Regions from separate parts of the Homo sapiens genome. Here region 2 is linked to region 1. Evidence: chromatin contacts called from ENCODE Hi-C or POLR2A ChIA-PET data. All regions are on one chromosome and are shown on one strand. Each heading gives the region's core, a stretch centred on a gene start or an enhancer-like site at or near the end of the contact. The rest is flanking DNA. Distances are from core to core; before and after follow the strand shown.

Region 1 (6,135 bases), core at 1,849-4,348:
TGGTCAAGTTGAGAAGAAACTGGGCGTCCCCAAGGTTTCCTCTAGCTTAGTTCTGCTGGTCCTCTGAGGACCGGACGGCCAACCTGACTTTTCCCGGGTACCGCGAGAAAGCCAGGGGAGGGCAGATCTTACCAGTTGGCTGGATTAGTGTCCGATGTTGGATGTTCCAGTTGGAATTGGCAAAGGGCCTCTTGGACTGCAGCCGCATGAGGAAGAGAGAGAAAGAAAGAGAGAGAGAGAAGGAAAGAGAGAGAGGGAAAAGAGAGGATGAGGGAAAAGTGAAGTGAGAGAAAAGATGGAGCGGGTGGCCCGAGACCCTCAGGATCCAGAAATTAGCTCAGGACCAGCTGTGGTTGCCCACTGCTTCCTGGGTTGCAAGAGAGCCTCTGCCCCCAGCACCCGGCCTGGGTTTCCGCACCAAATATAAGAGTTCAAGAAAGACGTAAGAACACTAAACGCGGCTGGCAGTTAGAGACAGGTTTACCTTATATGAAACCTGACAGGTGCTCCTGGCCTGTTTCCGTCAGGAACTCTTTCTCTTAGAGACTAAGAGTATGTATTGGTTTTAGGGTGAGGGGGCTTACCACAAGCTTGGAATGTTTATGTGTGTGGAGAAGTTCATGGCAGGGTTGGAATCTCTCTGGGAAGAGGGGAGGTTATTTTGGGGTGGACATCTTTCCAGCCCTGAGGGGTGTTATCTCGGGGCTATCATCTTCCCCACTTCCCAGATGGAACGGGGTTTATCTTGGGGCTACCATGTCTCTGGTCAGGGGGGAATTTAGAATGTTTCTGGTTGAAGATATTATTTGTGATTTATGGTCATGGTGACCTTAGCCATTAGGCTGATGCCCTTTGGATTTAGGCGGTTTTTGTTTTGTTTTGTTTTGTTTTAGCCAGAGTCTTGCTCTGTCGCCCAGGATGGAGTGCAGTAGCGCTACCTCAGCTCACTGCAAGCTCCTCCTCCTGGGTTCATGCCATTCTCCTGCCTCAGCCTCTCAAGTAGCTGGGACTACAGGCGCTTACCACCATGCCCGGGTAATTTTTTGTATTTTTAGTAGAGATGGGGTTTCACCGAATTAGCCAGGATGGTCTCGATCTCCTGACCTCGTGATCTGCCCACCTCGGCCTCCCAAAGTGCTGGGATTACAGGCGTGAGCCACCGCACCTGGCCTAGGCGGTTTTTTATTAAGGTGCACTTTAGAATGAGGGGGTTGTCCAAGATGGTGATGCTCTGTCATTGTGGAACAGGGGGTTAGTTAACATCTGGTGGTGCACAAGCGGTAATTGTTTTAATATTGCTTAGGTGGAGGTGAGTGCTTGTTTAGCTGCTAGAGAAAAAGAAAAAACTTGTAACCATTAGAACAGAATTTATTCTTGAAGTGACTTAACTCTTTCCTGGAATGGCCTTAGGTCTTGTTTATAATTTTTGTATCTTATTGCCACAAAAAGTCTGTTCCATCAGTCTCATGGTCTCTATTTTAACATCAATGCTGGCCAGTTGTATCTAAACTGTAAAAGAGAGAGGGTATAATGAGGCATGTCTGACCTCACATTCCATCAGGGCTGGGAACTAAGTTTCTAAGTTTTTTTCTGGGGCCATCTTGGCCAAAAGGGGTTCCATTCAGTCAGTAGGGGCTTAGGATTTGTTTAGTTTACAGCTGTTAGAAACTATGTTAGTGTTTAAATCTTTTAGTGTTGGGGGGCAGGGGTGAATAAAATCATTTGTGTTTAGAATCTGTAGTTTAAATAGGATTTGTGCTCCGTATGCTGAGCGCCGGTCCACTGGGCCCACTTTTCTTTCTCTATACTTTGCCTCTGTGTCTCTTTTTTTTCTCAGTCTCTCATCCCACCCGATGAGAAACACCCACAGGTGTGGAGCGGCAGGCCACCCCTTCACTATTTACATAGTATTTACATTGTATTAGATGTTATAAGTAATCTAGAGATGATTTAAAGTATATGGGAGGATGTGCATAGGTTATATGCAAATATTACACCATTGTGAAAGTTGCAGAATCAAAATGGAGTCACTTGTGTCAAAACCCTGATAAATGCAGCTGGGGAAGGCCTTGAAGGAAGGGTTCTCATGCACTACGCCTCATAACAAGAATTGTCACAAAAGACCCTAACCTTGCAGAAAGGCCCAATCTTAAACACAGAAAATCCTTCTGCAAGGACATCTGTCCAGCAACTTTGGACTGATGCTACCTTTGTTATTCATTCTTTTAGCCAAAGATAATTGATTTAAAGCAATTCATATAATCTTCATTTTCCTTTTAAAAACATCTCCTTGCCTCAACCTCCCCCAAAACGCACACAGTTTACTATGGCATGCATATTCCCATTGCAATGCTACTCCCAGATAAATCTCATTTTCTTTTAGGGAGCCTCTTTTGTTACTTAGGTTTACACCATTGTATACAAGGGACTTGAGCATTCTAATTCTGGTATCCGCAGGGTCCTGGAACCATTCCCCCACGGACACTAAGGGACAACTGTACTTGTTTTTCATGACAGAAAACATGTTTAGGAGTACTAATTTTTTTTCCCCCATAGAAGATTTCCATAGAAGGGTTTTGGAGAGAGACACCACAGGAACATGCTATCAGCATGATTTCTTCCTGATGTTATCCTTGACCACCCGGTAAGGTACTGTTTGCCAGGTTTCTCCACTGTAGTCCCCAACACCATTCCAGGCTGTACTCTTTGGAATCAAGTTACTAGGCATAGCCCATAATCAAAGTGGGGGTGGGTGGGGCAGAAATCGAGCTCCCGCTATTGGAAGAAGGGGTATTTAGATATATTATTTAGAATTTTCCTGTGAGGCGGGTCCTGGGGCCAGAATGAAACGGTGGAATGGGGGCGGGGATTGGCGAGCAAAGTGACTCGACCCGGCAAACCCAGCCTGGCAGGAAAGCCCGAGGTCTGGGCGAACAGGGCCGCGCGCCCTAGGTGGTTTAACTTCGTAAGGAAAGACTCCGCAGGCCGGCTTTTCAGTGCGCAGCTTGCTCGCCTGCGGGTTACTGGGTTTTCTGACCCCTGACTCGACGTAGGGGTTATGGGGCTGTGGGTGTGCCGACCTCGTCCCCGACTGTACTGGGCGTTGGCGGCGAGTCCGCGAACACTGCGCATGCGCGAGCCGGAAGCTGCCGCCCGCGGCGGAAGGGGCGGACCCGGGAGACTGAGGACTTGGATTGCTTAAGGACACCAGGCAGGCGCGACAGCCTTCAGCCTCTCCCTCTGCAGTTTTGGCCGGTTCCTTTAACTTGCCTTCATCTGGGGCTGTTTGGTATTTCCACGTGCCTTGGGCCCGCCCACTGCAGCCTCCATCTTGGAAGCGGCCGCCGGCGCCTAGGTGAGCTAGTAGGACTTCCGGGTCGGGCCTCCAGTTGCCCGGGTAACGGGAGCAGAGTCGGCGGGGTGCGTTCCTTAGTCTTTCATTCATCAGCGTAAAAAGAACTGAGTTTAGGTCGCAGGTCCCCTCCAGGGCAGGCATTATCGTGTGCGCTGCAGTAACCTCTCATCTTGTGGAGTCCTACACTTAGCGCATGTTGCTCCGGCGCGCTGCGTAAAGCTGAGGAGCCTGAGGCCCGAGGTCCGATGCTCGCCTGGCTGGCCTATGGCTGCGGGAGCGGTGTGTGTCGGACCGTAGGACGGCCTCACGGCTAGAGTTTGAGGACTATGGGGGCGGGGACGGTGCCTGTGTCTGTGGCGGTCACCGGGCTTCACGTGGTCCTCAGCAGGGTGATGGTGGACAGCTCGCGCGAGGGCCCGGGAGTCTTGGGGACACTTCCCGGCGCGGTCTGTGGACTGAGCGCTGGGACCCGCACCGAACCAGCCGCCGTTCGCCTCTGGAGCTGGACATGCCGACTTTCGTTAGGTCAAATAATGAACCTTATACTGCGGAAGTGCGGTATTAATATTGCCTGGAGTTCTTGTCTCTTGCTCATTTCTGCCCTCGTATGTTTTAGAAGTAGATTTATTTTTTATTTTTATTTTTTTAATTTATTTTTTGTGACAGAGTCTCGCTCTGTCGCCCAGGTTGGAGTGCAGTGGCGTGATCTCGTCTAGCTGCAGCTTCCGCCTCCTGAGATCAAGCGATTCTCCTGCCTCAGCCTCCCCAGTAGCTGGTATTACAGGTGCCTGCCACCACGCCCGGCTGATTTTTGTATTTTTAGTAGAGACGGGGTTTCACCATGTTGGCCAGGCTGGTCTTGAACTCCTGACCTCAGCCCGCCTCGGGCTCCCAAAGTGCTGGTTTTACAGGCGTGAGCCACTGTACCCAGCCATTATTTTATTTTTATTTATGTATTTATTTTTTTATTTTTTTGAGACGGAGCCTCGCTCTGTCGCCCAGGCTGGAGTGCAGTAGCGCGATCTCGGCTCACTGCAACCTCCGCCTCCCAGGTTCAAGCGATTCTCCTGCCTCAGCCTCCCAAGTAGCTGGGATTACAGGCGTGTGCCACCACGCCTAGCTATTTTTTGTATTTTTAGTAGATTAAGCTGTAGTCACTAGGTCTGCAAGATAAAACTGTTTTAGAGGGACTGATATAATGGGAATTCTGTTACTGTAGGGATCATGATTTAGCTCACAGTATAAACGTTTCATGTACAAAAGCACTTGAGAGAAACAGTTTACCAAAACATACATTTGTATACTTAAAGGTACAAAGAACAGTGATTATCATATAACTGGAAAGTAAATCAAAGAAATGTTTTTTATTTTAGATTGAGCATTTCCACAGAAATTACAGTTTTGTCCTTTTTGAAAAAATAGAACTGTATTTCAGAAAAAAGAAACTACAGTTTTAGCATGCAGAAAGGAAAAGGGAGAACAAGCCGGATCAGAAGACGAAAACTCTGCGGAAGTTCTGAATCAAGAGGAGGTATGGTTTTTCTTTTAGTACCAGTAATGAAAAAAGAAATCCTTTTGTGATTGCTTGTTTGTTCATACGTAGCTTTTCTTTCTTTCTTTCTTTTTTCTGAGACGGATTCTCGCTCTGTCACCCAGGCTGGAGTGCAGTGGTGTCATCTTGGCTCACTGCAACCTCTGCTTCCCCGGTTCAAGCGATTCTCCTGCCTCAGCCTCCCAAGTAGCTGGGACTACAGGCGTGAGCCAGCATGCTCGGCCTAACACATAGCTTTTCTCAAAGGCACACAGTGTTCAAAGAGAATCTTTCTTTTTTTTTTTTTTTTGGAGACAAGGTACATTCTGTTACCCAGATTGGAATGCAGTGGCGTGATCATGGCTTGATCTCCCAGGCTCAAGTGATCTCCTCCCTTAGCCTCCCTCCTGCCTCAGCCTCCCAAGTACCTGGGACTACAGGTACATGCCACTGCACCCGGCTAATGTTTTTTTAAATTTGTTGTAGTGACAGGGTCTATGTTGCACAGGCTGGTCTTGAACTCCTGGGCTCGAGTGGTCCTCCTGCCTTGGCCTCCCCAAAGCACTGGGATTACAGGTGTGAGCCACTGTGCCCAGCCCAAAGAGAATATTTCTTAAATAACACTCTTTTTTAATGGTGCCATTGTATTCTTTTAGATCCTGGTGGGAATGTGAAGATAACTAACTCATTGTTTCAACTGTCTTCTCTGGGGATGACTCCCAACTTTCTTTTTCTGGTCTTGACCTTCAGCTATCTGTAGGATATCAATGTTTGGATGTAAATTTATGACTTCAAATTCAGGGTAACCCTGTCTGAAGAAGATACTGTATCTTGTTCAATACAAAAGTGCTTGGCCATCTGGAAAGTCCTATGTAAATCCAACTGGATATGGTACAAGATATCGATAAGCTCACTTTTTTTTTTGCTGATGGAGGTCCAGTTGTTTGATCATCATTTATTGAAAAGACTATCTTCTTCCACTGATTTGCCTTTGCACTTTGTCAAAAATTTACGTGTGGACCTCTTCCTATTTTCTGTGTTGTTCCTTTGACCTATTTGTGTCTGTTTTGACAATATCACACTAATTTGATTACTGTAGCTTTATAATAAGTTTTAAAATCAATCTTTCAAAGATATTGGGGCTATTCTAGGCTTTTTACATTTCCACATGAATTTTGGGATCATCTTGTTAATTCCTGTATGAAAGCCTGCTTGAATTTTGATTAGGATTACATTGAATGAATATAGT
Region 2 (6,135 bases), core at 1,725-4,224, 3.3 Mb before region 1:
CAAAAAATAAATAAACAAAATAAAATAAATAATAAAAAAAAAAATAGGCTGGGCGCGGTGGCACAAGCCTGTAATCCCAGCACTTTGGGAGGCCAAGGCGGGCAGATCACAAGGTCAGGAGATCGAGACCATCCTGGCTAATTCGGTGAAACCTCGTCTCTACTAAAAATACAAAAAAATTAGCCGGTTGTGGTGGTGGTGGGCACCTGTAGTCCCAGCTACTCGGGAGGCTGAGGCAGGAGAATGGTGTGAACCCGGGAGGCGGAGCTTGCAGTGAGCCGAGACTGCGCTACTGCACTCCAGCCTGGGCAACGGAGCAAGACTCCATCTCAAAAAATAAAAATAAATAAAAAAATAAAAAGAATAAATAAATAAGAAAACAAAATACATGTTGAAGGATATGGAGCAACTGGAACCCTTCTGCACTGCTGGTGAGAATGTCGAATGGTGTGGCTGCTATGGAAAACAGTATGGTGGTTTTTCAAAAAAATTCAACATAGAATTACCATAGATTCAGGAATTCCACTGCTGGGTATATGTCCAGAAAAACTGAAAGCAGAGACTCAAAGAGATATTTGTAAACATTTTAGCATTATCTACAATAGTCAAAAGGTAGAAACAACCCAAGTGTCCATAGACAGATGAACTAATAAACAAAATGTGGCCTATACATACAATGGGATACTATTCAGCCTTAAAAGGGGAGGAAATCCTGACTCATGATACACCATGGATGAACCTTAAGGATATTATGCTGAGTGAAAAGAAGCCAGTCACAAAAGGAAAAATACTGTCTGATTCCACTTATATGAGGTCCCAAGAGTAGTCAAATTCACAGAGGCAGAAAGTACAATGGTGATTGCCAGGGAGAGGTAGGAATGGAAAGTTGTTGTTTAATGAGTGCGAGAGTTTCGGTTAGAGGAGATAAAAAAAGTTCTGGGATGGGGCCAGGCGTGGTGGCACACGCCTGTAATCCTAGCACTTTGGGAGGCCAAGGAGCACAGATCACTTGAGGTCAGGAGTTTGAGACCAACCTGGGCAACATAGTGAGACCCCGTCTCTATTAAAAATACAAAAATTAGCCGGGCATGGTGGCAGGTACTGGTAATCACAGCTACCTGGGAGGCTGAGGCAGGAGAATCGCTTGAACCTGGAAGGTGGAGGCTGCAGTGAGCCAAGATCAGGCCACTGCACTCCTACATAGGCAACAGAGTGAGACTCTGTCTCAAAAAAAAAAAAAAAGAAAATGTTCTGGGAGCGGGGCCACGTGCAGTGGTTCACACCTGTAATCCCAGCACTTTGGGAGGCCAGGATGGGTGGATGGCTTGAGGTCAGGAGTTTGAGACCAGCCTGGCCAACATGGCAAAGCTCTGTCTCTACTAAAAATACAAAAAAATACCTGGGCGTGGTGGTGCATGCCTGTGGTCCCAGCTACTTGGGAGGCTGAGGTGGGAGGATCACTTGAACCTGGGAGGCAGAGGTTGCAATGAGTCGAGATTACACCACTGCACAGAGCCAGACCCTGTCTTAAAATAATAATAATAAAGTTCTGGGATAATGGTTGCACAAAAATGTGAATGTACTTAATGCCACTGAACTGTACACCTAAAAATGATAAAGATGATAAACTTCATATTATGTGTATTTTACAATTAAAAACAAGAAGATGAGCATGGGCCAGCTCATCAGGAGTCTTTTATGCAATGCCTGAGACATCATCTTAAAGACTGGATAGCATCAGGAAAGATTCTGAAGGAGACTCAGGGGTTAAAAGAGAATTCCCTATATCTCAGGACAATGCAGACAGTAGGACAATTGAGAGAGTAAGAATAGAGTTTTGCACAAAACAGGCACTCAATGAATACTGGTGGAATAAAATATCCTCCACTACTACCAATTTATCTTAGGAGAGAAAAGCAAGAACTGTTTTCCAAGACAACGCTGAAACGAATGCGCCCAATCTTTGAGGACTCCGCCTTTGCCCAACAGCTCCTCATTTCTGCTGTGGGCATACGGAGGGCGCTCATTCTCGGGGACAGTTCCCAAGGTACCCCCGCCTTCCATGGCCACACCCCACCACGCCCTGTCCAATTTGCCACCAAATCCCTATCCCTGCTCCAAAAGGCAATCAAATCTCCACCTCCAGTCACTAGGTGGATGACTTAGTGCCACCACTAAATTCTCTTGAGCCAGACTCCTCCGGGAGGTAAAGGAGGGTGGGATGATAATACTCGCCTCTCCCAGCAGCCGTGAGACAGAGGTAATGTACTCACTACCTGGCAGAAAGAGAGTGTTCCCCAACCTGGTTGCTCCCTTGGATACTGAAGGCATCACGCTGTACTGAGATTCTCTCTACACCTGTCTCCCACCCTACCCACCCCAAGAATGTGGGCTCCTGGACGCGAGGATCCATCTCTCCGGGACCTGGAACAGCTGACTTCGCCCGCCAGGCCTCTGGGAAACCCTGGCCGAGGGCTGCTCGAATGCCTCTAGGAACCAGGATTAACGGAAACGAGGCTGACAGCGGGGCACTAGGAACTCCCAGTGTGAGGTTCGCCGCCGCCACCCACAGCCAGAAGAGTCCAGGGTTGCCCGGTGTTTCTCCCAACCCCCTAGAACCCAGAAAGTCTGATTTTGGGGTAAAGCGTCGTACCTTTTAGACGCTAACAACTATCTCAAAAAAGCTTACGGACCAACCAAGACGCTACTACGGCCTTCAGTCGCCCAGTTGAGACCCCTGTACCTACGCCAGACCCGCCGGGGGACTGGGGCGGCATCCCCACCGGCCCTTGGGAGGCCAGGCAGCCACTTACGAAGGATGAGAAGGACGGGAGGAGGATCCTAAGAACATTGCATCCAAACACGAAGCTGAGCACCAGCAACCACGCCCAGTGGTCGGCCGCGGCTGAGCTCATCCCGGACGCTCCTGGCTGTGCTGGGTCCGCTACGGCAGCTCCATGGGGACCACAACAACAGCGGCGACCGCGCCTGCGCGGTGAAGCCAAGCGCCCCAGAACAGGCGCGCCGACGCGCCTGCGAACTGCGTCGCCCTCGCGGGAGGCGGGGCCGTTTTTTCGTCCGGCTCCAGTTGGAGCGGTTAACACGTTCCGGGTTTCTCCTGGGCCTTCGGCGGTTCCGTAGCCTTCTAGCACCCATCCCTACTGAACCAGTTTTCTGACGTCCGTGTTTCTTTTTTTCCTTCTTTTTAAAATTAAAAACCTTCTCATAGTACCAAACTCTGGTTTCAAGTGCTAACGACTCCCTGCTTTTGTCATAATTAGTACTTTCTTTAAATTAACTTTTAATTCTAGATAAGTTTAAGAAAAACTCTTCCATAAATAGAAAACTACCGTTTTTATAGTAGCAGGTAACTGTCGTGTTCCAAGCAGTTACATGGAAAATGCCTTACGTTTTCGTTCCAGATCTAAACACTGTAGTAAGTCTAACCAATTTACACAACTGCATACCTGAAAAATAAGTTTAATAGAATGCACTGTTCACAATCATTAGTAATAGTTAATAAATTAACCTGAATCTAGGTGAAGATCAGGTTTTGCAGCGAAAGAATCCCAACTCAAATGTATGCAAAGTGAGCAGGGCGAGGTGGCTCACGCCTGTAATCCCAGCACTTTGAGAGGCCGAGGCGGGCAGGTCATGAGGTCAAGAGATTGAAACCAGCCTGGCCAACATGGTGAAACCCCGTCTCTACGATACAAAAATTAGCCGGGCGTGGTGGCGCGCGCCTGTAGTCCCAGCTACTCCGGAGGCTGAGGCAGGAGAATCGCTTGAACCCGGAAGACGGAGGTTGCAGTTAGCCAAGATCGCGCCACTGCACTCCAGCTCTGGCGACAGAGCGAGACTCCGTCTCAAAAAAAAAAAAAAGTATGCCTAGTGGATAAAGCAAGACATGTTCAACTGTCTCTTCTGCCATGCTGCCATGACTGGTTTCTGAGGACTAATTCCTAATCAAAATGATGCAAGATTGCGGGTACACTGGCTCACGCCTGTAATCCCAGCACTTTGGGAGATCCAAGCAAGGTGGATCACAGGCCCAGGAGTTTGAAACCAGTCTGGGTAACATAGTGAGATCCCCATCTCTACAATAAAATATAAAAATTAGCCGGGCACTGTGGCACGTGCCTGTGGCCTCAGCTACTAGGGAGGCTGAGATGAGAGGATCGCCTGAGCCTGGGAGGTCGAGGCTGCAGTGAGCTGTGATCACACCACTGGACTCCAGCCTGGGCGACAGAGCACAACTCTGGCTCATTATTATGAACCAGTTAAAATAATTATGCGGCTGGGCACAGTGGCTCAAGCCTGTAATCCCAGCACTCTGGGAAGCCGAGGCAGGTGGACCACCTAAGGTCAGGAGTTCGAGACCAGCCTGACCAACATGGCAAAACCCTGTCTCTATTAAAAATACAAAAATTAGCTGGGTGTGGTGGCGGGCACCTGTAGTCCCAGCTACTCAGGAGGCAGAAGAAGGAGAATCGCTTGAACCTGGGAGGCGGAGGTTGCAGTGAGTTGAGATCGCACCATTGCACTCCAGCCTGGGTGACAAGAGTGAAACTCTGTCAAGAAAGAAAGAAAGAGAGAAAGAGAAAGAGAAAAAGAAAGAAAGAAAGAAAGAAAGAGAGAGAGAGAGACAGAAAGAAAGAAAGAAAGAAAGAAAGAAAGAAAGAAAGAAAGAAAGAAAGAAAGAAAGAAAGAAAGAAAGGGAAAGGAAAGGAAAGAAAGAGAGAAAGAAAGAGAAAAAGAAAAAGAAAAGAAAAGAAAGAGGCTGTGGTTCTACAAATTTCTGTGTCAAGAAAACATGTGAAGCAAAACTATTCTGTAGTGGTAGAGTGAATTCCTTCCCTGAAAGGACTTATTGGTTAAGTGACTTCTGAACTGACCAAAACAAAGAGCAGGAGTCTGGCTCTCCTCCATAGCCTTCCCTTCCACCTGGATGGACCACGCAGCACGGCAGCCAGGCTCCTGGCTCCTCTCTCACTGGAGATTGAGATGGATTTAGAAGGAGAAACTGCCTCTTGAAAAGTGATGACAGGCCAAGCATGGTGGCTCATGCCTGTAATCCCAGTATTTTGGGAGGCCGAGGTGGGTAGATCACCTGAGGTCAGGAGTTCGAGACCAGCCTGATCAACATGGTGAAAACCCATCTCTCCTAAAAATACAAAAATTAGTCGGGCGTGGTGGCGCATGGCACACGCCTGTAATCCCAGCTACTCAAGAGGCTGAGGCAGTAGAATCACTTGAACCCAGGAGGCGGAGATTGCAGTGAGCCCAGATCACACTGTTGCACTCCAGCCTGAGCAACAGAGAGACTCAATCTCAAAAAACAAGAAAAAAAAAAGGAAAAGTGATGACAGCCCCGACCCCACTGGACCCCTTTCACCCGCCCCCAGTCTCTGCCTCTGGCTAAAGAGAAGTCCACTACCACACCCCACTGCCACCTATCTTCAGGAAAAGGATTACCTAATTCCTGGACAGTCGAGAACTCCTAACAAAAAAAAAACCCTGGAGCATGTCCTCAACTTTGCAGCAGCGGTGGGAGAGAAGCAGCAGCACCCGGGCTTCACAGGCAACCCAGTCTGAAGAACTCAACCCTCTCCTGTTGCTTCCTGTGAGCAGCACTTCACAAAAGCACCAACAATGGAAGGCGGAGACCCTCTTCCAACACATGGAAAGCAATGTGAGAGCCAGGGTGTTTCAGCATGAGTCAATCTACATCTAGCACAGGTTAAGATAGTAAACAAAGCTCATAACAAGAACAAGACTGTTCATTTCTTAATGCTGCTGTAACATATTACCATGAACTCAGTGGCTTAACTTTATTATCTCACAGTTCCAGGAGAAAGATACCTGAAATGAGTCTTATTGGGCTAAAAATAAAAGCAAAGCTGAGTTCCTTCTGGTGGTTCACGGGAGAATCCATTTCTTTGCTTTTTCCAGCTTCTAGAGGCTGCCTGCGTTCCTGGTCTTGCATCCCTCTTCCTTGTCAAATCCAGCAGGCACAGTTCTCTGACTCCTGCTTCCATTGTTACATCTTCCCTGGCTCTCCTGCTTCCCTCTTTCACTCTAGAAGAATCTTTGTGATTATACTGGATCCATGTGGCTAAACCAAAATAATCTCTC

Evidence for each region. Hi-C counts contacts between places; a loop is a spot of excess contacts on that map. ChIA-PET counts read pairs that join two places held with the same protein, here RNA polymerase II (POLR2A). Pooled maps may share reads with other maps.
Region 2: a map with no recorded cell type shows a loop between it and region 1 (9-fold over the local background). The contact joins the promoter of GET1-SH3BGR here to the promoter of SETD4-AS1 in region 1. A Hi-C loop is called at or near these places in 1 of 37 single-sample maps with no recorded cell type and 3 of 50 pooled maps. POLR2A ChIA-PET finds 5 or more read pairs at or near these places in 2 of 52 experiments (HEK293 and PC-9).

Annotation. Positions count from the first base shown.
Region 1 is chr21:36,057,567-36,063,701 of GRCh38, reverse strand. SETD4-AS1 (SETD4 antisense RNA 1) reads right to left here and starts at 3,098. Exons shown (of 3, transcript NR_186380.1): 1 at 3,081-3,098; 2 at 133-196. It overlaps SETD4 (SET domain containing 4), which reads left to right and starts at 3,176. Exons shown (of 12, transcript NM_017438.5): 1 at 3,176-3,355; 2 at 4,778-4,886. The coding sequence starts at 4,814. RefSeq lists enhancers at 3,174-3,223, 3,254-3,403.
Region 2 is chr21:39,377,165-39,383,299 of GRCh38, reverse strand. GET1-SH3BGR (GET1-SH3BGR readthrough) reads right to left here and starts at 2,974. Exons shown (of 14, transcript NR_146618.2): 1 at 2,814-2,974. It overlaps GET1 (guided entry of tail-anchored proteins factor 1), which reads right to left and starts at 2,974. Exons shown (of 5, transcript NM_004627.6): 1 at 2,814-2,974. The coding sequence starts at 2,915.